Regions from separate parts of the Homo sapiens genome. Here regions 2, 3, 4, 5, 6 and 7 are each linked to region 1. A link is a loop called in an ENCODE intact Hi-C map of the cell type or tissue named here. Cell type or tissue: endothelial cell of umbilical vein. All regions are shown on one strand.

Evidence for each region. Hi-C counts contacts between places; a loop is a spot of excess contacts. Peaks named below come from ENCODE experiments on the same cell type or tissue, not always from the same donor. Only the 100,000 strongest peaks of a DNase experiment are listed, where the experiment ranks them.
Region 2: it touches region 1 in a loop (5-fold over the local background); 10 of 110 quality-filtered maps call a loop at or near these places.
Region 3: it touches region 1 in a loop (5-fold over the local background); 6 of 110 quality-filtered maps call a loop at or near these places.
Region 4: a loop joins it to region 1, with 8 times the contacts of the local background. A loop is called at or near these places in 5 of 110 quality-filtered maps.
Region 5: it touches region 1 in a loop (3-fold over the local background); 11 of 110 quality-filtered maps call a loop at or near these places.
Region 6: a loop joins it to region 1, with 5 times the contacts of the local background. A loop is called at or near these places in 18 of 110 quality-filtered maps.
Region 7: it touches region 1 in a loop (8-fold over the local background); 6 of 110 quality-filtered maps call a loop at or near these places.

What each region holds. Positions count from the first base shown.
Region 1 is chr6:11,316,112-11,320,111 of GRCh38, forward strand. The region is part of intron 4 of LOC105374925 (a long non-coding RNA gene); the gene reads left to right. It also overlaps a transcript of NEDD9 not described here. Among named protein-coding and RNA genes, the nearest start is that of NEDD9, 85 kb to the left of the region's middle. RefSeq lists an enhancer at 2,132-2,351. In endothelial cell of umbilical vein, no CTCF peak of the experiment used is centred here; DNase peaks (open chromatin) are centred at 190 and 2,390; H3K27ac peaks cover 3,380 bases.
Region 2 is chr6:11,422,467-11,426,466 of GRCh38, forward strand. The region is part of intron 1 of LOC105374928 (a long non-coding RNA gene); the gene reads left to right. The region is part of intron 1 of LOC105374929 (a long non-coding RNA gene); the gene reads left to right. Among named protein-coding and RNA genes, the nearest start is that of TMEM170B, 110 kb to the right of the region's middle. In endothelial cell of umbilical vein, no CTCF peak of the experiment used is centred here; no DNase peak of the experiment used is centred here; H3K27ac peaks cover 2,347 bases.
Region 3 is chr6:11,212,376-11,216,375 of GRCh38, forward strand. It overlaps NEDD9 (neural precursor cell expressed, developmentally down-regulated 9), which reads right to left. Exons shown (of 7, transcript NM_006403.4): 2 at 906-1,352. Among named protein-coding and RNA genes, the nearest start is that of NEDD9, 18 kb to the right of the region's middle. In endothelial cell of umbilical vein, no CTCF peak of the experiment used is centred here; DNase peaks (open chromatin) are centred at 496, 1,506 and 3,456; H3K27ac peaks cover 4,000 bases.
Region 4 is chr6:11,437,555-11,441,554 of GRCh38, forward strand. All of the region lies in intron 1 of LOC105374928 (a long non-coding RNA gene), which reads left to right. Among named protein-coding and RNA genes, the nearest start is that of TMEM170B, 98 kb to the right of the region's middle. In endothelial cell of umbilical vein, no CTCF peak of the experiment used is centred here; DNase peaks (open chromatin) are centred at 637 and 1,667; H3K27ac peaks cover 2,115 bases.
Region 5 is chr6:11,249,491-11,253,490 of GRCh38, forward strand. It overlaps a transcript of NEDD9 not described here. Among named protein-coding and RNA genes, the nearest start is that of NEDD9, 19 kb to the left of the region's middle. In endothelial cell of umbilical vein, no CTCF peak of the experiment used is centred here; a DNase peak (open chromatin) is centred at 2,351; H3K27ac peaks cover 486 bases.
Region 6 is chr6:11,261,273-11,265,272 of GRCh38, forward strand. It overlaps a transcript of NEDD9 not described here. Among named protein-coding and RNA genes, the nearest start is that of NEDD9, 31 kb to the left of the region's middle. In endothelial cell of umbilical vein, no CTCF peak of the experiment used is centred here; DNase peaks (open chromatin) are centred at 1,729 and 2,279; H3K27ac peaks cover 1,170 bases.
Region 7 is chr6:11,204,953-11,208,952 of GRCh38, forward strand. The region is part of intron 2 of NEDD9 (neural precursor cell expressed, developmentally down-regulated 9); the gene reads right to left. Among named protein-coding and RNA genes, the nearest start is that of NEDD9, 26 kb to the right of the region's middle. In endothelial cell of umbilical vein, no CTCF peak of the experiment used is centred here; a DNase peak (open chromatin) is centred at 2,449; H3K27ac peaks cover 3,620 bases.

The DNA.
Region 1 (4,000 bases):
ATGCTGACTATTTACAAGGACTTTCAACTGCCTCCTTCACCCATCTGGTATTAATTTTTATTTCTTCGTTATTGAGTCTCTGATTCATCTCTACGCAGACCTTTGAGTTTCCTGAAGGCTTTGCTTCCCCAGACAGGGTGCCCCACCCAAGTAAGTTCACTTGCTGTTTGCTTTGAGGAAAGTCAGGATCTAGAGTTCCCCAGCTCAGAGAACAAGACTATGACTCACTTTATCATCAAAGTCAGGATGGAGAGGATTTCCTTCATCTCCCTTTACTCTCACTCCCACGTCTGATCGTCTCATGGGTAATGGGGTCTTGGCATTTCTAGCTTGTAGGATCTCCCAGCTCCCTTCATTCTGTCCTGTGTCTCCATCTCAGTTGCCTCTGTCTTAGCTCACAGTCTCTCTCCTGGACTGTTGCAATTGTCTTCATATTGTATCCTAAAGGCAATGGGGTAGGCTTGGAAATGCTTTCAGTGGGAATTAACTCGATCACATTTTCTTGCATAAGAATCACACTGAAAATAGTCACTAATTCATTGAAGGGGCAGTTGAAATGGAGGTGGAGAGAAATCCATTATAAAGCTATACTCCAGTTGAGAATTATAAGGAAGGTTCGGATTAAGCTGGAGACAGGGACAGTGAAGAGGAGAGGAAATGGATATTTAGCAAGGAGAACCGAAAGAGCATAGTAACTGATTTGAATTACAAGGTGGGAGACGGAGCCGTTGGTAATAAATGTCTCCTGGATAAAACCTCTGGAGACTGCATGGATGCTAGTATCATTCTGAGAAAGAAGAAATTAAGAATTAAGTCTACGGGGGAAATGGTGAATTTGAATGCGGCATGTTAAGTTCCAGTTTCATGTGGAGACTATCCAATGGGGAGAGAATCTGTAAGCAGTTATATATCCCAAGTCTGAGATTCAGAGAGAGAGAATGTTGAAGACAGAGATTTTATAGTCATGAGCCTAGAGCTGGCAGTTAAAGCAAGAGAGCTTATAACATCTGCCAGACAGAGCTTGTTAAATGAGATAGGGGGCCAGGCACGGTGACTCACACTTGTAATCCCAGCACTCTGAGAGGCCGAGGCGGGCAGATCACCTCAGGTCAGGAGTTTGAGACCAGCCTGGCCAACATGGTGAAACCCCGTCTCTACTAAAAATACAAAAATTAGCTGGGTATGGGGGTGCGGGCCTGTGATCCCAGCTACTCGGGAGGCTGAGGAAGGAGAATTGCTTGAAACTGGGAGGTGGAGGTAGCAGTGAGTACTCCAGCCTGGGCTATAGGGTGAGGCTCCGTCTCAAAAAAATAAATTAAAAAAAAAAAAGATAGATAGGAAGATGGTAGGATCCTGGGGACTATCACTCCTAGAGGGCCGCACAGAGAAGAGAGGCCTGAAGGAGAGATTCAGGATGGTGCGTTATTACACAAAGAACAGAGGAAAGAACTTGACAATTAGATTATGCAGATTCTTGAGATCAGTTTCAAGAAAATGATGGGGACAGGCGCCAACTGCCGCTGGGTTGACTTGTGAATGAGAGATGAGAAACTGCAGACAGTCTAGACTTCTCTTTCTAGAAACTTGGCTGTAAAGAAAAGATGATAAACGGGAAATGGGTGACAGCATGCGTGGCCAGTGCACCCGAGAACAGGAAGGCACACGTGATAGTTAATTCTATGCGTCCACCTGACTAGGCCACAGGATGTCCAGACATTTGGGCAAACATTATTCTGGGTGTTCTGAGGGTGTTTTGAAATGAGATTAACGTGTAAATCAGTAAATTGAGTAAAGCAGGTGGCCCTCCCGATGCAGGTGGGCCTTGTTCAATCAGTTGAAGGCCTGAATAGAACAAAAAGGTGGACCTTCCCCTGAGCAAGAGAGAAATCCTCCTGCTTGGTCGTCTTTGAACTAGAACATTGGCTTTTTCTCACCTTTGGACTTAAATGGAGATATCAGATCTTCCTGGGTCTCAAACCTGCTGGCCTTTGTGCTAGAGCTATGTGATCCGCTCTCCTGGGTTCCAGAGCCTCAGACGCAGACAGGAACCACACCATCAGCTCTCTTGGGTCCCCAGTTTGCCAACTCATTCTGCAGATCTTGGGACCTGCCTGCCTCCATGATCACATGAGCCAAGTTCTTACAAGAAATCACTTTCTAAATATATATGTGTATCTTATTGGTTCTGAGAACCCTGAGTAATGCAGCACAAAATGGAAAAGAAAAGAGAAAAATAGAAAAGAAGGAAGGAAGGAGGGGTGAGAGGAAGGTGTGGAGCGGGGGATGAGAAACACAGCCTCTGTGCTTTGCAAGTGTGGGGAGACGGCGGGTCACTGCATCATTGTCTGTGATCGCTGACGGCGTTGATGACTCACTCATGTTACATAATTAGAATTCACCTTCAGACTTTGCTGTCTTACCATTTCGTCTCATAGAAACAAGGCTTCCTAGCTTGGCTTGTTTTCTTGTTACTCAGGGGCTGTTGCTAGCATAAGGTCATACTTAGAAAGCTGAACCCTCAATAAGATTACTCAGAGACTTGGCAGCTTTTTCCCTGGCCATTTTGTCTTTAAGTTAAAAAAAAACAACAGAAAACAGCTCACTCTTCTAAAATGACATTACACATCACTTTGAAATATGTCCTGTAGGCCAGCCCTGAAATGTATGGTCTTTCTGGACATTCATTGGAGAGAAGCTCTGTTTTTAAAAATGTAAAAAAAAAAAATTGTTTTACTCTAAAAGAGCGTCTCTGATAACCCAGTTTTTAGGAAACTATTGGCTGAAAAGAAACAACAGGAGAGGTGAGAATTTGTCCAGTTTATACCTAATTCATTTCTGCCATTATCCCATTCTGGGATAACTTCAGAAACCACGAGGGCCATTTAACCAAGAGATTTATTGGGCCTTAGAGTTCATTATGTTTCTGCCTTGTTTTTATAATGCTTTTGTTATAATATTAAAGTGACAAAGATAAACAACTTTATTTGTGGTTGTGCAGATGCCATGTGGAATATCTGCTCGGCTTGAAAAGATTCCCCTGGCTCTTCTGCCCACTCAGAACAGCGGGACCCACATTTCAGCTTGGACAACATGACCAAGCTCTGCTGTTCACAGCTGCCTGGCCCAGGCTGGGTGCCTGGCCCCAAGTTCAGGGCCAACGCCCTTTTCTGGGAATGGGGAATCAAAGCAGAAAAGCATCCTGTGCACTCACACTCTCACACACCCACACACTCACATGCACACTCACATGCACACTAACATACACACAAGTCTCACACTCACACACACTCATGCACCCTCACATACAGTCACACATGCACACTCACACACTAACATGTACACACACACTGGTACACACTCACACTAACAAGCAAATAATCACACACTCATGCACACACACACTAACATGCACACTCACACTAACATGCGGACACACACTAACATGCGGACACACACACTAATATGCACTCACACTAACGCACACACTAACCATGCACACTCACACTCACACACACACACACTAACATGCACACTCACACATGCCACACACTAACATGCACACATACACAAACATGGACACTCACACAAACATGCACACACAAACATGCACACTCACACACTAACATGCACACACACACTAACATGCACACTAACATGCACACTCACGCACACTAACATGCACACTCACACACTGGTGCACACTTGCACTAACAAGCAAATACACTCACGCACTCATGCACACTCACACACTCATACACACTAACATGCACACATGCACACAAAGTCTGTCTCCAACTGTGAATTTGGTCACTATGAGCTTCCACCTTTACCTGTTGTGAGGATTGAATAGAAGAGAGGAAAAAAATATTTCAAGAAAGAAGATCCAAATAGAAGCAGCAATGGGTGACAGGCCCTGTATCCTTGGCTGTCCTGTGGTCTCCCAGCTCCTGGATGCTGTCCCTCCTGGGAGCACGGCTGCACTCCTGCCTACTGTACCATG
Region 2 (4,000 bases), 110 kb after region 1:
TTTTATAGTAAGTGTTTGAAATCTGGTGTGCATTTTACACTTACAGCAAGTTTCAATTCATAGCAGCCGCACTTCAAATGCTTCACAGGTACATGTGGCTAGTAGCTTTCAAATTAGATTGTACAGATTTAGGAGAGTTTATAAAATGATAGTAAATTAAATCACTACCACCACTTTGGGTTTTATTGCACCATTTTGTTCCCAGAATTTCATTAAGTAATTAAGACATACAGAGCAAAATTTAAATGGCCTCAAAAGCTGTGTCTTCCTCTATATTATAATTACAATGCTAATATATTTGAAGAACTCACCTTAACTTCTCTCTTTGAAGCAGGGAAAGATTGTGAAGTCTTATGTGTACAAATTTATAATAGAAACAAGACCATTGATATTATCAATTCTGAAAAACTGGTTTCTGTAAAATCAAGTTTTAGTTTTACCCAGGTGACATGAAATGAGAATATAAGATTTGAAATAATCATTACATTAATTACTTACTAAGTTAATTATATATTTAAATTGTATTTACTACCAAAAAAACACTTGGAAAGGCTGGAAGGAGTTAGAAGGGAGTCAGCAGTGTAAAACATGACGGAATTTTGTGGGTGTGTATAAAATTATTTTCAGTTGAGGTTCATTTTCAAAGCCTCCCCCTACTGCAGACAAAGGATATTTGGTTTTACTGAATGTTTTCATTAAGATTTTGATACACTGTTTACAGTCTGACATCCCAAGTGTCTCAGGCAGCTAGGTAGATCTGTTTGGATGCAAGAACTCCCTGTCATCTATGTGTGTCATCTGTGTGGGTGTTAACAAACCTTGCTACTTCTGGAGAAAGTAATGCTCTCAAAACACATTGTTTCATTATTAAGTCACTTGTTTTCTAAAGCATAGGACCATCTCAAAGTTTCGAATCATACTACTTTACAAAACTGCTTATTTATATGGCTTAGAAACATTGATAGTTGATCAACTAGATTTTGTGGCAAATCTTTAGAAATGCTCATTCGTCACATCTTTTGAAACCCATCCTTTTATTGGTAGTGGTTTTCCCTGGTAATTCCCAATCATGTCATATTTAGTGAAAACAATATCAGCAATCACAGAGGTCCATAGCCCTTTCCTCCAGGGAGTCTCCGAATGGTTTCCAGATTGGTGGGGGTGGGGGTCAGTGTTCAAAACCTCCTTGTGAAGAAAGAGGGGGAGGGAATTCATTTCCAATCAAGGTAAGGGGAAGTCAGCTCACAGGATCAAATCATTATCCCCAATCATTCAGTCCATCTGTGCTGTGACATTTCCCTTCTGACTGCATTTCCAACAAGCTGAAACACACCTATTTGGCAAGGACTCCTCTCATGCTGGCTGGGGAGCCATCATATTGCCATCACAGCTGGCTATGACAGGCTGCAGGAGTTTAGAAATTGTTCTTGACATGTTGGGAAGCATTTTTATGTCCTGTCATCACAAATGCATCATTTCCTTGTAAATAGTACTGCCTGCTCTCCAGTTCTTGCCATCTAGTTCCATGGCTTATTTTTCCCTATGACACTTACCACCACGTAACATGCTATATATTTGTGAATTTTCTGCTTCTATCCACCAGCATATAACGTCCACGAAAGCCATAGCTTTGTCTGTTTATTCACAGGTATGTTTCCAGCCCCAGGCACTTGATAGGAACTTAGTAACAATTCATTGAATGAAATTATGGATTTACGTACAAGAACAGTTAAGGAGAGTTAGAGAAACCTATGTGAAAGTCACAGTGCTGTAGTTTATTAGCTGTAAGATCTTGGGTAAGCTGCTCAACGTCTCTGGTTTTCAGGTTTCTCACGTATGAAATGGAGTAATAACATGTATCTTATTGAGGATTAGATGGTGGAAAACTCTCAACTAAGCACAGAACCTGGCTTATAGTAAGCATTCAAAAAAGGGTGGTTACTTGAAAAAATACAGTACTTTTTTAGTGACTCCTCACCTGGAAAGTTAAAACTCAGAATCCTCTCTTCAACTGTGAAGTTTAAACCTCAGGGTCGAGTCACATTCCTTCACCAGTCATGGGCAGTGACCTGGGCATAGCCCTGGTTTCCTGAGTCTCCAGGGCAGCAGGAAATTCCCAGCAAATCTAAACAGTCTTCAAGAATACCTTGTTCCACACACCGGGGCCACAGGCTTGCTTTATATCACAGCCCAGTGGGGACAACTTCGGAGAAGGAAGACGCACTCATGATACCCCACAGCATGGAGCTTTCAACAAACAGATGGAAAAATATTGGTTCAGCCCCTTCTAGCTGGAGATTGTTAGATTGGTTTTGCTGAATGGTGCTTTTCCCTTATTTGGACAGGTTGGGAAGTTGGGGACCTGGGGTTGCATTCCTGCACCCCACATTCCCAGCTCCTTTCCACCCTTGGTGTTGAAATAGGAGATTTGGAATGGCAACAGCTCACTCACCCTGCTCAGTCCCTGTGCTTCTGAAAGACAGATGTTCTTGGCTGGGCACAGTGGCTCATTCCTGTAGTCCCAGCACTTTGGGAGGCAGAGGTGGGTGGATCATGAGGTCAGGAGTTCGAGACCAGCCTGGCCAACCTAGTGAAACCCCATCTCTACTAAAAATACAAAAAACAGCTGGACATCTTGGTGGGCACCTGTAGTCCCAGCTGCTTGGGAGGCTGAGGCAGGAGAATCACTTGAGCCTGGGAGGCGGAGGTTGCAGTGAGCCGAGATCGCGCCATTGCACTCCAGCCTGGGTGACAGAGCAAGATTTCATCTCTAAATAAATAAATTAATAAAAAGATAGATGTTCTTGCTTCTCCTCCTCAGGCTTTCTGGAGGAAGCACACTTCTGAAAGCAAATAAGTACTAAATGTAGAATCTTACTAGTTCCTTAGAGCACACAAGGAATATTTTAGCAATACTTTTAAATAAATGGCATTTTACAAATGCAACACTAAACTGATAAGCATTCCTCACACCTCAAGAAGTGGGTATATGTTGCAGCGCTTCAAATGAGTCAGCGATATAATGTCACAAATTAGGCAAAGATATGAAAGCCTCTTTTAAATTGCGCTTTCATACATGTGAGATATTGTCGTCATTACTCATACTCAATGCTATATTTTTCAGATTAAGGAAAGGGAGGCAAAGGTATTTCAGAGGCAGGGTGGGCAAACAATGATTTCTATTCAAACACATGTGCACGCACAGTGTTTACAAGGCTCTCATGCACTAACTTCTCCCCTCTGGACAGAGAGTGGTCATGTGGGAGCCCTGACCCCACATAAACTGTGTCCATTCCTAGCTCTGGCCTTTGCTGACCCTCCACTCAGGAATGCTAGGAATGCCCTCCCTCTCCTTCCCTGTCCCCAGGCTCTCCATCTACCCAAATCCTGCTCAATCATTTGGACCCCCATCTTAGCACTTGGAGAATCCTTCCCTAAGCATTTCAGTGACCTACCTTCTCCTTACTCAAAACTTCTGTGACATGTTTGTGCTATCCTGTTTTTATAATTGGAAGTTTGTTTCTGTAACCAATTCCCTTCACCCCACTCCCCTCATTGCCTCCCCACCACAGACCCTAACAAGGTAGAGGGTATGTGTAATTCTTGCACAAAAAGGTTACAAATTCTTGTATCCCCTTTTTCTCTAATGGGAAGAAAGAATCTGAAATGCCCCTCTGGAAAGTGATGTACCCAGCAGACAGAAAAGCAGCCTTCAAAAGCTTCTGTAGGGCTTCGTGTTGCTATCTATGGTTCCATGGTCCTGACTGATCCTGAGTGTCCTAACCATGGGTTTTGGGTCCAGAGGACAGCCTGGAGTCCACTGGAGGGTGAGCAGAATTGTGGGGTGAGGAGGAATGTGGGGCAAGTGACACTGACACCTTTCAGTACATTAATGTGTAAAGCATGAATTCTGTAGAAGAGAATTACACTGTATTAGCATGGAATAGATTATGCTGTATTAAGAAAATGTGCCTATTTCTTGACACTGAAACAGATCACA
Region 3 (4,000 bases), 100 kb before region 1:
CCTGATAACACGTGTCCCTACCTAGCATTCTCTTGGTTGCTTCTGTCTCCCCCACGGCAATGTAAGCATCACCAGGGCTTTGTTTATCTTTAATTAATCACTGTATCACAAGCATCAAAAATATATTAGATGCTCAACATTCATTGTTCAATTAGTGAATTTCTATTGACCTCAAATTGCTAAAGTATTTGGGATTACACAGGGTGTTGCAGAGCTCCCCACACTGTATTTTTAAATTAATTCCTTCCTAAATATCCAAGCTCCACTGTTTTCACCCACTGCCTCAGGCATTATTATAAGAATGACTTGAAGGACAGGAGGATGGCTTCATTCCAATTCCACTAGTATCTGTGCATTTTTAAATGAGTCAAACTAAGCTGATAACTCTATAGAACGAGTTGGTCAGCATGACATACTCCCAGCTTCCTCACTCTCGCTACTTTGGGTGGGTTCCTTGTCCAGCCAGGCCACTGAGGTCATGATTCAGCTTTTGGCCAAGGGAGGATCCTTGTTGCATCATCAGGCTTGTACGAGATTTGGTGTTTGTTCCACTCAATGAAGAAACAGAAAAGATAGGAAACGATCTGAGCACAGAGTGAAGGCTTAGAAGCTGATATATGAGAAAGATGGAGAGAAACAGTTTAATAACCCATGTAACCCAGGATGACACAGGAACTTAGGAGGGCTGGAAATCAACTGTACTCAGCACATGGTAGTTCAAAGAAGTTTTGCTGAATGATGGATGAATGGCAAAATCATGCAAACATGATGCCTGAGCTAAGGTATTGGTTATATCTACTTCTTGGCAGCTTCAAGTTATTAATTTGGGAACATTTCCAAATGCTCCAAGTGTAATGGGAAAAAAAAATAAGTAGGAACAAAAATTTAGTTAGTCATTTACTCACCTTTTTACCCACGTGGGGCCCACTGGTTCCCCCAATGCTTCTCTGCACTGATGGTGGCACCTGATATACCTCTTGTTCTTGGGTGCCGTGGCCAGTGGGGACTTGGTAAATTCCCTGATTTTGGTAGGAAGGTGGCACTTGGTAGATGGTGTCTCGGGGAGCAGCCTGTGGGTTTGGCACTTGATAGAGCTTCTGTTGGCCAAAGGTCTGCTGCATCAGTCCAGAGGCAGGCTGCTCGTGACTGGAGGCAGTCTCCTGCATGGGACCAATCAGAAGCTTCACCCGGTTGCCTGGGACAATGCCTTGCCGACCGTGTAATGAGCACAGCCACCATCCTTCCAGTCCCCCTGTGTTCTGCTCTATGACGGTCAGGATGTCTCCCTTGCGAAAGGCCAGTTCCTCGGCACACTCTGGGACATTGTCATATAAGGCCCTTGCCATAAGATTCTAGGAGGGAAGGAAGAGAAGGAAACCGTGTTAGAATATTGGGTCGGTCCCTTTATCACCTAAGGCCCGTGCTCTTATGGAAAGGCACACTTCCTGGAAAGAGAGAAGCATAAATCTGAACAATAGACTGTAAGGAGAAAAACAGATGGTGCAGACAAAAGACAGATACATATACACTGCATCTGCCACCAGTGACATCAGACTGCCTCCTTGGAAAAGCTCAAAACACCAGAAGAGTTCTTTCCTCTAGCAGGATATGCCGTGCCAAGGAATTATGAGTAGCAGTGTTACAGAGTTAGAGCATGGTTCACTATACAAAACATTTTTCTTCCTTTTTCAAAGTGAGCTTAAGGAAAAAAAAATCCCGAGATATTCAGATGTTCGACAATGAACATTTCTCAATATTGTTCTATATTGGAGGTGAAAAGAGTAAAAGAAAAATCCCAAATAACACACAGTACAAATAGCATTTATATTTGGAGTTGAAAAGCCAATAGAAGTACACATATATATGCCTTGGCAGGGCTTAGAAATTCTTGTTCTCAGATGACAGGAGCCTTGGATCCAGAGAGAATCCACAAGCAAGGCATGTAGACATGCCATCAAGCGTGGAGCATAGGCCAGCAGCCATATACATCTCCAGCTTTGACAACAAATTTATTAACACATAGGTGGATGCCAACTCTTCTCTCTCGGTCTTTTATGCATACCTTTCCTGAGGGCCCCTCCTCGCCCTCCCCTTTCGTCACCTACTTCTTGAATCTCACCATTCACATCAGAAAAGCTGTGCCTTCCCCTTTCATGGGCCCAACACACTCTCCGTCTTTGTATGAAGGCCTGTCTGGCACATTCAGTACTAAGCAGACAGCCAAAGTAGGCATTCAGCAGAGAGTGGGCAGGCAGTACGTGCTGACATTCTTGGAGGCCTTTCAAAGGCTCGGAAGATTTCATTTCTTGGCATTAGTAAAGTTTCCCAGCACGCGGGCAGCCATTCCCGCATGTCTGCCCCCTTCCCAGAGCACAGCGAAGTCGGGGACGTTGTTGATTCAGCACAAGCCCTCGGAACACTAAAAGTGAACTCTAATGCTTTGTTAAGATGTTTGGATGCACTTAATGTCATTGAGGTGGGGCTCATTTATGGAAGAAAGGATTACGGATTGGATGGGGCAGGTTCATGACTTTATTTTATACCATGACATATTCGTGGGATTTTCGGCTGTCATTGTCTGAGCTTTTGCTGTCTATTTTCTTCTCTAGCAACGTGGACTTGATCATTCAGCCTCGTGCTTTTCATTTCTTTGCAGCTGACTTGCACTACTCGCGTCCCCTTGTGCTAGCCCCATTGCCACGGGTCCTGTGTGTTTTCCGCTCTGGAGGGCTGTGCAATGGAAGGGATCTGCCCTCTATTCAGTAGTTGGGACGGGTCCAGTTCTGCTGCTGTGAGCCAGGTTCCTCTTAGCCAGGGCAATTAAAAGAGATAAAGCCATAGAGGACAGTCCTCAGGAAGCTTTGTGATACTCTTCAAGAATAAGGTTGAAGTCCTTTTTCTTGACAGTTATGAGATCCAGGAAGTGTGAGACACAGAGAGGTGAGCGGCCAGGGAAGCTAAAGGGAAACTGAGGAGTGCATATTTCAGGGGAAGGTTTCACTGGGTAGTTAATATTCCAGGAGGCGCTGGGTTTCATCTAACAATGAAAAGTTCACATACATAAAGAAAAAATCAGGCAGCAGTTTCCCCTGTTCATGGAACCATTTAAGGATGGTGTCATAATCCTAAAATTGTCTCTGTTTCTCTTCTCCCATCTTTTGGGTATTCTGTATTTTACAAGAGAAGTCATAGAGTTACAGAGGACAAGATTCTGGTCCTTTTACTAAAATGACCTCCAGGAAATGACTCCACCAGAGCTGTACTGAGATTATTAAGTGAGGAGATAGCTGACCACTCTGGCCTCTGTCTGTCCCTTTCTTCTGGGCCCATTCAGCAATCGGGAAGCCCCCACATGAAATCAGAAGCAACAGAGTCGGGCTAGTTGTATGGGAGCTGAGGGTTGGTAGCTGTGCAATTATACTGGCTACAAAGAAGGGAAAGAAGAGAAACAGAAAACAGTAGAAAGGCAAAGGGCTACAGATCTAATCAGCATAAATCAGCTCAAGGCATTCGGAATTGGGCCACTTCCAACTCCAAGAGCACCATGAGGCACTGAAGTGGAGCACCGGAGCATGCTTGATCAGAGGCAGATAGAAATCCCCGTGCGAGAGTCGTCCTGGGCGTTCTTTGTCTCCTGCCCCAGTAACCTTCTTACCACCTGGTGAGCAGCTGGCTAATGTTTCTACACTGGCCTGTGAGCTGCTTCTTGGGGGAAACTCTCAGAGCCCCACAGTCTGGGCTAATGTGGGCACCGCAGGTGAGTCCTCCTGACTGGTTGTCAGGACTTCCCAGCAGTCCTCCTCAGTGCCCATAGAGATTAGGTTTCAGGCACAGCTTGTCAGTGCTGTTAGTAGCCAGGACCCCGGCACCAGCCTATTCACACACCGATACATATTCTCAGCCTTGGCCGAACAGGAGTATGAGTTATTTAATATCTGCGCAAGCTACAGAGAGCCAATGTCTACATCCAGCCACTCTCCTAAACCGAAGCTTACGGCTC
Region 4 (4,000 bases), 120 kb after region 1:
AATTCTTATAATTTTATGTTGTCTCAGCATCCATTTGGAATAAAAGTTGGACTTTTTCATACCCAAAATAGGGCTTCATCACCCTTGACATGGTTTCTAGTTCTCTGTCTTCTCAACTCCTCAAAGTGGTTATTCCAGATATTTGCCTTAAATGACCACCTCCTGGTGACCCCCTCCCCATGGGTCAGCTAGATACAACCTGCTTGACTCACCCCACTGACCCCCACACCCCACATGGACTGTGCAGTGACCACCTCTCAGTCACGGCACAACCCCACAGAGCTCATATCTGCTTGCTGTAAACCCACCACTTAGAACTCGTCATGGGAAACCTAACTGGGGAAGGCCCTGGACTCCAGTAAAGGCTTTGGCCCACAGGTGTCTCTGTGTCTTGCTCCCCATTTGCTGATCGTGCATGGATGTCCTGGATAGCTGCCTTCTTTCCATTGGCCCTGTGAGTCATGCTGCTCTGTGCTCTCTGGGATCTGTAAGGAATACACCGCTTCTGGTAGATTGTGTGTTGTTGAGTTGCTTCCTCTGTATCTCACTTGAGAAACACACCTGAACCTAACTTCTTTCCTGGTCAGAGCTCTCTAGAGCATGGCTATCTTGGCAGGAATAAACTGGACACGAGTTAGACAAGAGCACAAGGGCATCTTCCAGAATAAATGAGTTTCCTGTTTGAGGGACACCCGGTCACAGATGGGACACTTAGTCATGAGGCAATGAGCCAGGATAAAGAAGTACCCTGTGAAAGGCACGTTCTAAACATGCATGGTCAAATCCCCTGGAGCCCCATCAGCACAGGGCTGGAGTTCATAGCCACTCTAGAGATAGAGACCTCATGAGTAAATTAGAGAAAAATACAACATGTTGTGTGTATATGTGTGTGTGATAAAGAAATGAAGCTAGAGGTAAACAGTGTTTACCACATCATGAAGGTTCTGGTGAAACATACTATGGAGTTTGAACAATAGTCAGTTGGGGGCAGAAAGAAAACATTTATATTTTGAAAGGATATTATAGGCAGCATACAAATGAGTACAGGATTCAAATGCAATCAACCCTTAATTTTCCAAAATTCAAACTCTGTAACAGATAAAGATACTTATCCTGGCCATGAAGAAGAAAGTGTAAGCTGCTTGTTTGTCTTCTATATTATTATTTTAAAATTTTAAATGAAAAGTCCTCTTTATTATCCTAAAGAAGTATACTTAAAGCTCAGATACTATTAAATTTCCTCCCACTCCTCAACTTATAAGATTCACATATATAAGATTTTTCTGACTCCTATGAAAAGCATTGGTACACCTGAAATATTGCCCTAAGGCCTTACGTTAAGTATCATTTATTGCTACTATTATTTTTCATAAATATGGAGAAAATCTTCACTCCAAGAGAAAATTTAAATCCCCAGTCACCAGTCTCTTCTCTAGAAAGAATCAAACTTTCCTCAAGAAGCAAAGATGCTGAGTAGGAGATGCCATCATCATAAGACATTTGATGATACTGTGGTCTGCATGGCAAACGGCCTTTTACTCTGTGAAACCATTAATTTCCTGCACTGTGGTTCTCAAGTGTTTGCCTTCTTGGAACAATGATAGGAAGTTTCCTAACATAAGAAGGACTATGACGACAGCTACATGTTGCTCCTCCTAGATTTGGAAAATGTCCCATTGTCCTTCATGCATTAGATGGATCTAAAATAAGAAGTCTAGACAGTGGAAAATGTATGTAAGACTTGAGTTTGTTCCCTATTATTTAGTATTGTCAAATGGAAGTCACTCAGTAATCTCCCCTCTAATCAAAGCAGAATTGAGGAAGTATGCAAGAGTATAAAGTACATATGTAAAAGTAAGGTCATGAATCTTAGGCAGTTTTCCTAGTTCATTGTTAGCTACTTCAAGTTTTTTTAGAAGTAGGTAAGATAAAAATTATATGGAAGTGAAAAAAATTTTATTTATCAAGTTTGAAAGCAGCTTGTTTCTAATATTCAAGACCCTTCACTGCCCAATAGACTTTGATTATAGCCGGTAAATAGTTGGTTTAGTCGGTTTGATACTTTGCCAGTTGACGTGAGGCCACACCAGTCTATTTTATCTTTTACTATATCCCAACACAACAGGTGTTTTACACCCTTTTATTTGAAGAAACTTTGAGAAAGCTTACTATTCAGGCTTTGTTCTTCTTCTTACCCCCACTGGTAATATCCTACATTTCAAAACGAAGTAGTAGTGTTCAACTTTGTTCTTCTTTTCTACATTTTCTTTGGATACTCTAAGTCACTTGAATTTCTGAATGAGTTTTAGAATCAGCTTTCATTTTCTGAAAAAAAGAAAAGAGATAAAAAATGCATCTGGGATTTTGATTGAGATCATATTGATTCAACAGAGAGATTTGGGGAAAATTGATGTCTTAACAATACTAAATCCTCTGACCCAGGAACAAAGTCTCTTCATTTTTTCCCCTCTAATTTCTCAGCAAAGTTGCATCATTTTCAAGGCAGATATTTTGTCAGATTTATCCCTACTTATTTCGTTTTTTTTGCGCAATTGTAAATGATGTCATTTTTAAAGTTTTTTCCATTTCCAATTGTTCATTGCTAATTTATAGAAATACAATTAAATTTTGTATATTGATTTTATATTCTAAAATTTGCTACCCTAACTTACTGGTTCTAGTAGTTTTTTATAGATCACACTGACTTTTAAATATAGACAATTATATTGCCTGCAAAAGAAAAATTTTTCTTCCTTTTCAATCTTGATGCCTTTTATTTTTTCCCCTTGCCCTATTATACTGGCTAGATTCTTCAATACAATGTTGTATAGAAATGGTTGCAGCAAGCATCCTTGTCTTTTCCTTCATGTTTGGAGAAAGGATTCAGTCTTTCATCATTAAGTTTGATGTTAGTTCTAGGGGTCTTTTTTGTTGATGCCATTTATCAGGTTGAGGAGAGCCCTTTATATTCCTAGTTTGCTAAAATGTTTTAACAGGAATGGTGGTTGGATTTGTCAGAGGCTTTTTCTGCATCTACAAAGATGATCACGATGTTTCTTTTTTTGTTTGTTATGGTGAATTACATTAATTGTGTTTAAAATGTTAAACCACTCTTGCACTCCTGAGATAAACCTCACTAGGTCATGGTGTGTTATCGTTTTCATTTGTTGTTAGATTGACTTGTTAAATTTTTGTTTAGGATTTTTACATTTAAGTTCATGAAAAATATTGATACGTAGTTTTCTTATCTTACAATGCTTTGTAATGTCTTTATCAAGGTAATTCCAGCTTCATAGAATGAGCTAGGAAGTGTTATCTGCTCCTCACTCTCTGGAAATGTTTGTACAGAGTTGATATTATTTCTCTCTTGACTGTTTGGTGGAATTCACCAGTGAAGCCATCTGGGTCTGTAATTTCCTTTGTGGGTTTTAAACTACAAATTTAATTTCTTTCATAGATGGGGGTCTATGCAGATTTGTTTCTTCTTGAATGGGTTGTAGTAATTTGTGCCATTTAAGAAATTTGTTTAACCTAAGCTATCACGTTTATTGACGTAAAGTTACTCCTAATATTCCTTAGTATCCTTTTAATATCTCATATGGTTTGGCTGTGTCCCCAACCAAATCTCATCTTGAATTGTAGCACCCATAATTCCCGCGTGTTGTGGAAGGGACCCAGAGGGAGATAATTGAATCATGGGGGTGGTCTCCCCCATACTGTTCTTGCGGTGGTAAGTCTTCTAAGATGTAATGGTTTTATAAGGGGAAACCACTTTTGCTTGGCTCACTTTTTTTTTGGCCTGCTGCCATGTAAAATGTGCTTTTTGCCTTCTGCCAGGATTGTGAGACCTCCTCAGCCACGTGGAACTGTGAGTCTATTAAACCTCTTTTTCTTTATAAATTACCCAGTCTTGGCTGGGTGCAGTGGCTCGCGCCTGTAATCCCAACACTTTGGGAGGCCAAGGTGGGCAGATCACAAGGTCAAGAGATCAATACCAGCC
Region 5 (4,000 bases), 67 kb before region 1:
AGTGCCTCCTCCCTGAAAGGTGCTCCTAGAACCTCCATTCTCATCCCATTAGCCAGATCTTGGTCACATGGTCACAGCTAGCTGCAAGGGATGCTGGGAGGTGTAGTCTCTATTCTAGGTGGTCATTTCATGACTAAGGAAGAGGAGAATGGGTATTAGAGGATGACTGCTAGTGTTGGCCACAAGTACCTACTAGGTAAATATGTACAGTAGATGCTCCATAACTGTTTGATAAATGTACATGTGCCAGGTTTTTTCTGCCTGTTTGGATAGACCTCTGCTCATGGTAGGTAGTCATGCTAGGGTACTGGGCAATAGAGTGCATTTCCCTCTTCCTGCCCAGAGGTTATGTTCTGTTGGCTCGCGTGGGCTTCCTTCTGGCTCCTGTGTCTGGATCTGCCCTCCTGGTACACACGTGGTGAGTGTGGAGATCATGGTCAAGGGGCCCAGAGATTCCTGCCACAGGCAGGTCCTTTCCAGCTTTCTCCAGCCCACAGCAGTGCCTGGACCATGGCTGTCTGGGTCCTGAAGTGGGCGGTGAGCTCCCCCACTGCCTGTCACTCCACAGGAACAGATGTGCAAATGGCTGGCTGTGGCCAAAGACACAGTCAGACATCCACCTCAGGAGCACAAGTTCCAGAAAGAGGGAGGGAGAGAGACGTTGAGACTAGAGGAGGAATGAGCCTCTGCTGGTCTTTCTCCCCACTGGCCCTTGTCCTTGGAGGTCAAAGTCAGTGTAAAGTCATAAAATTTTGTGAGATGCTGGCCCTGGGTGAGAGTTAGAGCCCCCATGACAAGCACAGTAGCCAAAACCTAAATCTAATTTGACATACCATGAAAATGAGGCAATTGTATGTTGGCCTTGCTGGAATCCCCATGTCACCCTCCATTAATTTCTTTGTCAAGGTAGTTTCCAAAATCTCTTTTCCTCAGCATCATAAATGCTAAGGGAAAACATCCTCAAGTGTTCTTAACACACAGCAGGGGAGAGAGGCTGCTAACTGCCCAGAATCATGTCCTGAATCTACCGAAGCAGTCTTGCTGCCCGTCCTACGACCAGAGAGTTCTCTGGTGTCCCTTTGCCGGCATACCATTCTCTGCTGACATTCACCCAGTGGGAATCGCTCCTCCCCAGGTCCCCAGGAGACACCTGTAAGCTGAGTCCAGACCTGGCTTTTGAGCTTGACAATGACTGTTCCTTTGGGATAAAGGAGCTGGAAATGTACTGTGGCTTAGGCGCAGAGCCCCACATCCCGTCTCTCATTCCTTTACACTTGGCCACTCCAGGATGTTTCAAAGTTCCCATTTGCAAATCAATTTAACAAGGTCCCAGGCTGAACCACTGATTAACAACATTAAAATGATTCTTTTTACTGACTTCGGGATAAAACTACACACCTGCAAATTCCTTACTACCTTTAATTATGAACTTTGAGCCAATGTTCCATATTTTAATTTCTCTAGGTACTGGGCCTGGATTTTCCACCTTTGAAAATGTCTCCAGAATTTTTCTGCTGTAAGGAGACTTAAAGAGATGATGGGGTATAGGATAAGTGGCTGTTTAATTTGAGCTTTAAAGAAATATAACCTACAATGGAAAGAATACAAAAATGTTGTTGTATAAAAACTGGCTGGCTGTTAGTTCATTCTCTTGACCTTAATTCTCTCAACATGGAAAAGTCAATTCAAATGTAACCAATAGGGTCAACCCCATACTAACATTTCAGGAAAGATAGTGGTTCTAGGAATCAGTAAATGTGTTTTGCTGTCGGGGTGGTGGCTGTTTTGATTAAATCACCTTTGTCTCTTGTCCTCTACTAATGAGATACCTATGGTGGAGACATTTCAGAGAGCTTAATATTAAACAGATAGGGATACTGGAGTCCAGGCTGGTTAGGTGAGGAGCATAAATCCATACTGCAGAGGAAATTGACAACCTCCCCTGTGCAGAAGTTATGTCCTGAGGCATCTTCCTCGGTCACGGTCATGGTTTTCTCTCTCCTCTCTAAGGTGAGCGGGACTCACATCAGGATCTCAGTTTTGGTTGTGAGAAAGCTGAGGCCCACTCATTACCTGTAGGAGTGATTTGCCAAGGCGGCAGGGCAGGTCAGACCCGATTCCAGCTTTCCACGTTCCAGTCCAGTTCCTCCCCCTCACTAGGCTCTTTTCTAGTGACCCACGAAAGCTTCTGGCCTCAGACACAGTGTTCAACCACTTCAGGGATTTAGAATCAGAGCTACAAGAGGAAAACAAAGCAAAACAAGGAGCTGGCAAGGTTTAGCTGGAGAATATTGTCCTTTTTCTGGTGTTTCTAAAAACAAATGACCCTTTGTGCTCTAGCTGCCCTCAGAGCCTTTGACTAATTTCTCTGTGGCTCAGTGCCAGGGATGGCTGAATGCTGGGGATTCTGTGCTGCTTCATGCTTTGGCATGACTCTATGTATGTGTGTGTGGGGGGGGATGGTGAGTGATGGGCAAAATTCTCCCCTCACCTTCTGCTTGCACTTCCCATCAATGCAAAAGCATATCTGGGTGCTTTCGCTCCACCTCAGGGTTGAAGGCTGTGTCGATTCCTGTCACACACAGATTATATTTTGCTGTCCCATGTGAATCAGAGCTTGTGTTAATATCTTCTAGCTGGGCGCTGTAGTGCTCTCTCAGCCAGATCTTCATTTCATGTCTGTCCTGGGGCTCTTAGCTATGCCAGCAGAGCCCTCTGGAGAGCTGACTGGTATTCTCATTTTCTACCAGCCTGAGCATGTCATGAACTTTCTGGCTCACTGGGAGCTGAGAATACAGATGAACATAAAAATTGAGAAGAGTTATTGGAGGGTCTAAGAGGATGCCAGTCAAGCAAAAGAATAGTAGTTTCCTATTGCAATATCGGAACCAGCTCTCACGTCCCGATTTCACAGTAACTCATGTATTATCTCTGCTTATTTTGAATGCTTCAGCAAGATCTATGTTAATAGAATTCTCTATGGCTCTCCATCCTTTAAACAAATTAACACAGCCCACAGCTACCTCCCATGCCTCCTGGAAGCACCCCCTTCCATGGTCAAAGAAACCCTGTAGAGAGCAGAAAGGAGCTGGTAGGAAATAGACATCTTAGGTCCATGTCACTTACACTATTTAGTTATATAGAGCCTTCTGCACAAGCAAAGCATTATTATCCTAATCAAAGTTGAAAATGACAAATAGAGGACAGAAATGAATTCCTAGCCTGCAGTTTCATTTTCCCAGAAAAAAAAAACAACTCTGTCTCTTAAATATAGGGTTTGTTTGTGAGTAAATTGGTTGTATGCCCCAGGGCCTAACTATTCTAAGAAAATACATACTTTACATATTCTAAAAATAAATAAATAAAAATTAGACACAGAAATGGAAGTGATAGGAATGTATTTTTTTTTTCTCCTAAACTTCAAACAAGAAATCATTCTTTTGGGAAAATTGGGCTTGTGCTAGATGTTTTTAATGCTTTCCTGGCAGTTGCCTAAGAACAAAACATTATCTTGTGGGAGAGGAGTAGGGGCACGAGAATGTTTAAATATGTCTTAATGATCTAGGGGTCTTACAAACATCTGAGTCATAAAAAAGTCAGGTCATAGTTTTTTAAGAACATCTAGACAAGGATCAGGGTACGGTCAAAAGAAAACGCTTGGATTTTAGTCCTAACAGGTTCCCATCTCTTTGGCACTTTCATGAATGTGCGCAGTCGTTGAACTTACAACCCATGTTGATAAAAAAGAGAAAGTATCACTTTGCAGGATTGCAAAGGAGGAAAAGATATAATGAAATCAGACAAGGCCTCCCCGCTTGTAGGAATCTGGCCTCCTCCATTGAGGTTGCGGGGAGTAAGTGTACTGTAGCAGTTAATATTTCTGAAGGTAAAATTTGATCGGGGATATGTCTCATTCTTCACTTTTATTTCCTCTTGCTTGAAAAGTCATACATCTCCAGGAAAATTGCTGGAGAATATTTGCCTTTTCTTTCCCTGCACA
Region 6 (4,000 bases), 55 kb before region 1:
AGCTAAGTCAGGGAAGTTATTAACTCCATTTTCTATATGGCAAAACTGAGTCTTTGGAGGATAAGTAACTTTCTCCCTGGTATTCTGCAGAACCACAATTAGAACCTATGTCTTTGCATTCTTAGTGTATGTTAAAATCAGTCATAGAGGTAAAACAATAATGCTTAATACAATAACTATCCTCCCATATTTCTGTTGATTTTCATTAGCATATTTATGTTTCAATTCATTCATTCAACATAAATTGAGCTCTTTGTCATGTGCAAGTCATTAGAAACACGAAGATAAATATGGCACAATCATTGCTCTCAAAGAACAATAGAGTTGTGTCTTACCTGTTATAAACTATACCAAGTTTATGCTTTTAACTTTTCTAATTCTAGTGAGTATGACTACCTTTATGGGAACAATCAGAGAGATTATATGGATGCGGATCATGGAAAATCCAGAATATATGGCTGTTGTGACAACTTGAACCTTGTTTTTACCTTATTTTCTCTCTTCCCCTTGTTTTTGCTCTGCTAAAATTCCCAAACAACTAAAAGTCTGTGTGCAGTGAAAGAGCACTTCGGCCCAGCGGTGAAGCTTGCAGACCACCAGACAGTCATTATTGCTATGATGTGTTAGATTCTCGTCTTACCCTGAGGATGTCAAATTTGGAACTCAGCTCCTTGGAATAATTATTCCTAGTGGAAACCTCCACCTTAAACACCTTTCAAATTCCTTAACTTTATCTGACTTTGGAGAATTTCTTTTAAAGAAACAGAAAAATTGAGAGCCTTATGTATTTTGGAATATGCCCCAGTGTAGAAAATTGATGCCAAACATGTGCCCGGACCTGACTTGCAAAGGGCTGTGGTTTAATGAGACCCTTTGCTTTGCAGCCTGCTGGCCCAGCTTCTATTTGCTGAGAGTTGATGGTACAAAAGCTCTAGCTCTCAGATCGCCAGGGAAGCAGAGGAGGAAATTAGCAAGAAACTTCCAAAAAGAAGGCACAAAGAGCCTTTGCTTTAAAGACTTACTTTCTCGGCAATGTGAAAATTTTGGCAGCTGCGTTAGTGACAGATTGGTGGCAACATTCTACTGGCCTAGCTGAACATTTGCTCTCCTTACCACCCCATACCCTCCCAGACTGTGCAATCAAGAGCATGCGGTCTAAATTCCCTTCCTGTCCTAAGGTGCCAACACACAACCCACACTTTGGAGAGTAGAAGAGGGAAAACATAGGCTTTGTTCACTTCCCAGATTCTCTGTGTGAAGCAAGTTTAGGAATTTATGTGTGGTTGGAACGGGGAAATATGACTATTCTGGAAGCTGTATATCAGTGTGGCTCCACATTTCCAATTTGGCTTCCCTATCCCAGAATAGGGTTCTTAGAGAAAAGCATTTCCATCCTCACATCTCAGAAAGCCAAAATAGAAAAGTCTGAGTTAAACACAGTATACATTCATTAAAAGAATAAAATAAGTTAAAGCTCAGTTAAATACATGGAAAATGGGTATGTGGATGAACAGAGCTATTCATGGAATTCAGGTAAATTATGACATCTGCTTAATGTGAAAATCACAAATAAAATCAGATGACATTTAAAATGCAAAATCATACATTAAAGTGTAAATTCTGGGCCAAATTCTCACCCAATACAATTTGATGGAAATTGTCTTATAGAAAATGAGTTATTCAATTTTTTTCCCATTTCCTGATGGTGAAAATCTGGGGTAACCAGTGTTTTAACAGGAAATCTAAAGGAAATGAACAATATGACCTTGGCTAATTTTTAATTCTGATGATTTCATGACATGCATAGTAATTGCATTTTTGGTTTTGTTTGACTTTATTTCAAAGCTATTAAATATACGTTCGATGCAGGGGATATGTTCCAGATAAACCATTGTTTGAATGTTAAAATTCATTTAAATCAGATAACCAGGCAGGATTTTGTAGCTTTTTTGTGTGTGTAAGGGGGAGGATTCTGATTAAATGTGAAACAACTCAAAGAGGTTCAAGAGTCTGGCCTTCATGATTAATAGTCTGCAGTAGATATTAGAAATCCAGACAGACTGAAGGCAAAATGCCTTCTCTTGGTAGACAGACTGTATTCTAACCTCCAAGGACTCTGCATATTTAGCCACTCTCAATTCAACTGCCTTTGCCAGCCCAGGCTTCATTGGATTAGAAAGTAGTGGAAAAAAACCCTCCCAGGAGTGATCGTCTAGAATTCCTTTAGTGTTTAATCTGTCTGGCGCATGGATGGCCCTCTTGAACTGCAGGGAGCACATGGCAGAGAGAAACGTCTTGGGCTGGCTGGCTTGTGCTTGGAAAGTGAAAGCAAGCTGTTATTTTCGCCTTCCCAATTCACATTCCTGGCCTTTGACATCATGAGGTCATTGTTTGGTTGGCTGGAAGGGTGTCACACGTGGATAGGTGCCATGAGGTCACATGTGCATAGGTGCCATTTTTGTCTGGGACATTTACACAGGGTACTTATAACCTCTTTTGGTAGACTGAGCCCTGTTGCTCTCAAGAAAGGAAGTTTGTTCTTAGTCCTAACCCAAATTTTAATGTATGCTTCTGTAAGCCTACATCCTTGCAAACCTTAGTCAAGATAGAGACCATTTCTCTCACAATAATCCATGTAGATATCAGAGCATCTCTTAGTCTTCTTAGGTTCAAGTCTAGACTTGAGCTTATTAGCTATCTGAACACGGGCATATTCCTTAATTCCTCTATGTCTCAGTGTCCTCATCTTTAAAATAGGGACAGTGGTAGAGCCTCCTTCATGGAAGAAGGGAAACGGCAACCATCAGAGTTCCCCGGATGTGGAAGGCAGGTCTGGGGCAAGGAAGGAGGGTCAGCCTCTGCTGCCATTCTTGTAGATGGAGAAGGGGCTTTGCAACCGGCTACCTCCCCACTGGAAATGCAGATTGAGCCCAGGGGCTGGGCAGTGGCGAGAGGGGGCCCAACAAAAGCTGGACTCCCATCACCTCCTCGAGGTGACAGGAGCATGCCCAGGCTGCAGTCTGAGTGAGATGGCGCCCCCAGAGGAAGAATCAGGGCTCTGTGAGGAACCACATGCCCCAGCATCCCGCGCTCATAGGTCACTGCTTGGGGAACCACCAGGGATAGTGGAGTGGTGTCTATAAAGATTGAGCAAGAGAAGGGGTCCCCAAGAATTCAATCTCTAGCCCAGTTGTTCCTTGAGTAAGAAAGCAGGAGGCAGATATTTAGGAACGAATCAAACCTCAAGGAACACAGCATCCATGGGTTCTTTTTGCAAATAAAAAGTGTGTCTTGAAAACCAATCCAGCCAAATAAAAAATGAATCAAAATAAAGAACTCAGAAACTGAGAGGCTGTGGATTCGTTTAAAACAGAACTGAGACCAAACAATTTGGGGAGTAAGGCTGAAAAAAAGAATTTAAAGGTCACAAGTAAGTATTTTAATATAACTAATCATACTGGTAAGAGAAGAAAAGAGGTTGAAAAAAATATGTTAACTGACTTCCTCATCTTTCCTGTCAAGGAGTCAACAGTGAAAAGCACAGTTTAAAAATAACAATAACTTCAGCTCTTTTAAGTTTTTCTGTTTGTTTGTTTGTTTCTTTTTTAAGAGATGGGGGTCTTACTGTATTGCCCAGGCTGGTCTCAAACTCCTAGGCTCAAGTGATCCTCTAGCCTTGCCTTCCCAAAGTGCTGGGGTTACAGGCGTAAGCCACTGCTCCCAGCCAGCTCTATAGGTTTTGCACATTTTCTTAAATTATAGGGACCTTTTAAGAACTAATATCTCTAGCAGTGAAGAAATGTCCAAAGTTCATCAGATTCTTCAGTTTTCAGATTTTTTAATCTGTTAATTCAAGGAAAATTAAATCAAATACTTCAAGTTTAAAATTGCATGAGTATCCTCTCATTATTCTAAATGTCAATATGAAACTACGGGATAATGAATCCTGGGTTATTTCACAGAAGAACTTCTTTGTGTCTACCAGGCTTTATATCTGTTA
Region 7 (4,000 bases), 110 kb before region 1:
CCTGGACCTGAGGTGGGAGCCCTGGGCAGCAACTTTAATTCTTCCTGGCCAACAGGGTATGATTTAGCGCCCAAATTGCTAATGAGGTGTCCAAATATGCCTTCTTCTTTAAGGGCTTGGCAATATCATCCTTCAGCCGGGATGTAAAAATCATTAGCATTGGAGTCAGACAGACGTGGGCTCAAATATCAATCCTGCCTCTCACTGGAGGCAGCAAGTTAACTTCAGCAAGTGAATTTCCTTCTCAGACCTCAGTTCCCTCCTCTGAACAGCAAATGCTGTGAGGTGCACCTCACGAGGCTGTGGAGAGGATCAGGTGGTAGTACCTCTATGGGATCCCTAACATGGAGCCAAGGCTCAAGGCGCCTTGGGGTCACCCCCACTTTAGTTCTAACACTATCTTGCAAAATGAGACGGAAGCATGGGGTAATGACACCAGTGAAGGCTGCACATTCAATTGGTAGTGACTTTGAAAACAAAAACTATTCCAATAAATAACTGGTTTAAGTGTGCCATGCTTTAAGAAAACCAAGTATTACAAAAATTAATCAAATAAATCAGAGGCGATTGTGGCATTGCTAAAGGCTTCTTTGCTTCAAAAAACTGATATACTGTAGGATCCCTTTAAAGAGAGGACTCCTTGGCACTCTTCAAATGTTACTGGAGTTACATCCTACTTTTTTTTTTTTTTGAGACAGAGTTTTGCTCTTGTTGCCCAGGCTGGAGTGCAATGGCGTGATCTCAGCTCACTGCAACCTCTGCCTCCCAGGTACAAGCGATTCTCCTGTCTCAGCCTCCGAAGTAACTCGGATTAACAGGCATGCACCACCATGCCTGGCTAATTTTTTTGTATTTAGTGGAGACGGGGTTTCATGGTATCAGTCAGACTGGTTGCAAACTCCTGACCTCAGGTGATCTACCCACTTCGGCCTTCCAAAGTGCTGGAATTACAGGCATGCGCCACTGCGCCCGACCTACATCCGACTTTTGAGGAACACACATTGTCCTATGTGAGTGGCACTGACACACTTTAAACAGGAGCAGCACATCTCTCTAGAAGTTATCTTGACAACGTTTAAGGCACAGCTAGTTAGAATGAAGTGCTTTTGATTGCTGACAGTTTCTAGTTCTGCATTTTGCACAATGTAGTCAAGCAAGTCTTTTTTTAAAGATTTGTACAACCAGGCCGGGCGTGATGGCTCATGTCTGTAATCCCAGCACTTTGGGAGGCCGAGGTGGGCAGATCACCTGAGATCAGGAGTTTGAGACCAGCCTGACCAATATGATGAAACCCCGTCTCTACTAAAAATACAAAAATTAGCCGGGCAAGGTGGTGGGCACCTGTAATCCCAGCTACTTGGGAGGCGGAGACAGGAGAATCGCTTGAACCTGGGAGGCGGAGGTTGCAGTGAGCCAAGATTGCGCCATTGCATTCCAGCCTGGACAACAAGAGTGAAACTCCATCTCAAAAATAAAAAAAAAGATGTGTTCAACGAATATTGTTTATCATGAAATTAAATAAATAAATTTATTCTGTTTTCTCTCTCTCACAGTGTTCTCCTACTTAGCCAGACATCATATTAAAGCAGTCTCTTACCTCTTCACTCTGATAAGCACAGTCATTTAGCATGAAATCATTGAAAAAGGAGGGTTAACCTCTGTTTGCTTTGGTGTGGGTTTATAAGAAGTTACTAATGCACTCTTAGAAATATGCATTATCTATAAAATTTAGAACGAAGTGCAACTGAGTTTGAAGGCTTTGGCACTGGCCAAACAAAAAGGACCTTTGTTAATTTTTAAGGAGGGGTGTTAGAGTTTGCTCATTGCTTTGGCTCGGGTGACTTGTCTGAGAAAAGATAACTTCTCATTTTCAAAGTGAGCTCATAAAGTCCTGCCCTTCAAGAGCTGAATGACCTCCAGTTTTGTGTAATATTAAAATGTATCTTGAAACTTCAGGGGTGACATTTTAGATGGCAAGTACAGTTCTCTGCATAGCCCCAAAACCCATGTATCGAGGCAAACAATTCATATACATTAGGATTATCTTTATGTAGAAATGTACAATTCTGGAACATAGTTGTACTTTATTGATTTATAAATGAGGAAACCGAAGTACCCTCTGCCCTAGGAGTATTTTTTGGGTGTGTACGTATTTTGTGTGTGTATAGGCAAGGAACAGGAGAAAGTGAGGTGAAGTCAGAATTTAACTTTTCTGGAAGCTTTCATTTCCTCTAAACCTATTTTTTGCTTGTTGTTAGACAAGTCATGCTGCTAATATATAGCACTTAGTTGGCTAGTATCTGAGTGTCGCTCTGGGCAACCAGATTGCACAATGCCTCAAATTCCAATAAGGGAAGTCCTTGTTCCTTAGCCAACAGCTTATGGGTGTCTGTGTGTGTGTATGTGTATGTGTATGTACGTGTATGTGTGTAATTTGTGATGACTCAGTGTCTAGGAAGGTACAAACATTGTAGCTAATCTATTTCTGTTTCTTACATTACCTTTCAGGAATGGGCCTGGAAGACCTGGCTAAAACCTTTGAATCATTTCCTGCCAACATTTGGCCGTGACCCATTTTGGAAGGTAGAAAATGGTCCTTAAAGATGATGTCATAGGATCTTGGTAAATCTGAATATTACTTCAGTTTTCCAAGTGCCACCTCAAAGCAATACTTACCCCAGTCCAGACCATCACACACATTGCAATGGCAGACCATTCCATTTTTAAGAAGCCCTTGAGATCAATGGAATATACAACACATTCTGGGACCATAGGGAAGGGAGAAACTGCTGGGTTGCAGAGAGGAAGCTTCATGAGGGGGATGAACCTTGGAGTGGGTTTTAAAGAATGGATAGGAGTTCACAGGGAAAATAGAAGGGAAAGGCATTCTAGGTAAATCATAACATATGCAAAGGAAGTTCTGCCCCTCAGTAGAAAAAGTTAGGCCAGGCGCAGTGGCTCATGCCTATTATCCCAGCACTTTGGGAACCTGAAGCGGGCATATCACCTGAGGCCAGGAGTTCAAGACCAGCCTGGCCAACATGGCAAAACCCCGTCTCTACTAAAAGCACAAAAATTAGCCAGGCTTGGTAGCGCATGCCTATAGTCCCAGCTACTGGGCAGGCTGAGGAATGAGAATCGCTTGAACCCAGGAGCCAGAAGTTGCAGTGAGCCGAGATGGCACCACCGCACTTCAGCATGGGTGACAGAGCGAGACCCTGACTCAAAAAAAAAAAAAAAAAGCCTAGTTTTCCTCCTTAGGTGACCACAGAGGAGTTAACTAATCTTGTCTAAATTGGGCAAAATGCACAGAAGTTAAACTCTCAGATAAGCCCTTCTTTACATCACTCATGCTTTGCATCAAGGTGCTCATTGATTGTATATGAATAGTTACCCTTACAGGACACAGGCAGTGACATTCTGGAAGGTCCTTCAGCGAGGGAAATGACTGTATATAATCTGACACCTCTCATACCAGATGGTAATGAGCTGAACCATGGGATTCGAGCAGCAGCGTGTGAGGGTGGATGTGTGATAAGATCAGAACCACCTTTCAGTTAATTAAAGGTTAACTCTCATTTAACACTTTGATTCTTGCTTCCACCTGTTCATTGGTTCACTGGGCTGCTATCTGTGGGCTGATGCTCTACCAAGTGCTCAGCCTACAGCAGTCAGGAGGCAGCCATGGCCCCTGTGCTGATGGAGCTTGTAATTTAGCCCCAAACTGATCTTCAGAAAGAGGTACAACAAATAGTTCCAGCAGTTAGAATAAAAGCGACACATCCAAAGAAAAATCAGAGAAGCACATATAATTTCCCATGCAGATCAACTGTGAAATGGATGAACTCAGGTAGCAATTTCACTGATCTTTGAAGCAGAGAAATGAGACTATTTTAGATCTTTTTAGGCTTTTGGTTTTGAACATTTGTAGATTTCATTTACCCCAAACCATAATCCCATATTAAGTAGAATTTTTGCTGTTAAAAATTGAAAACTTTTT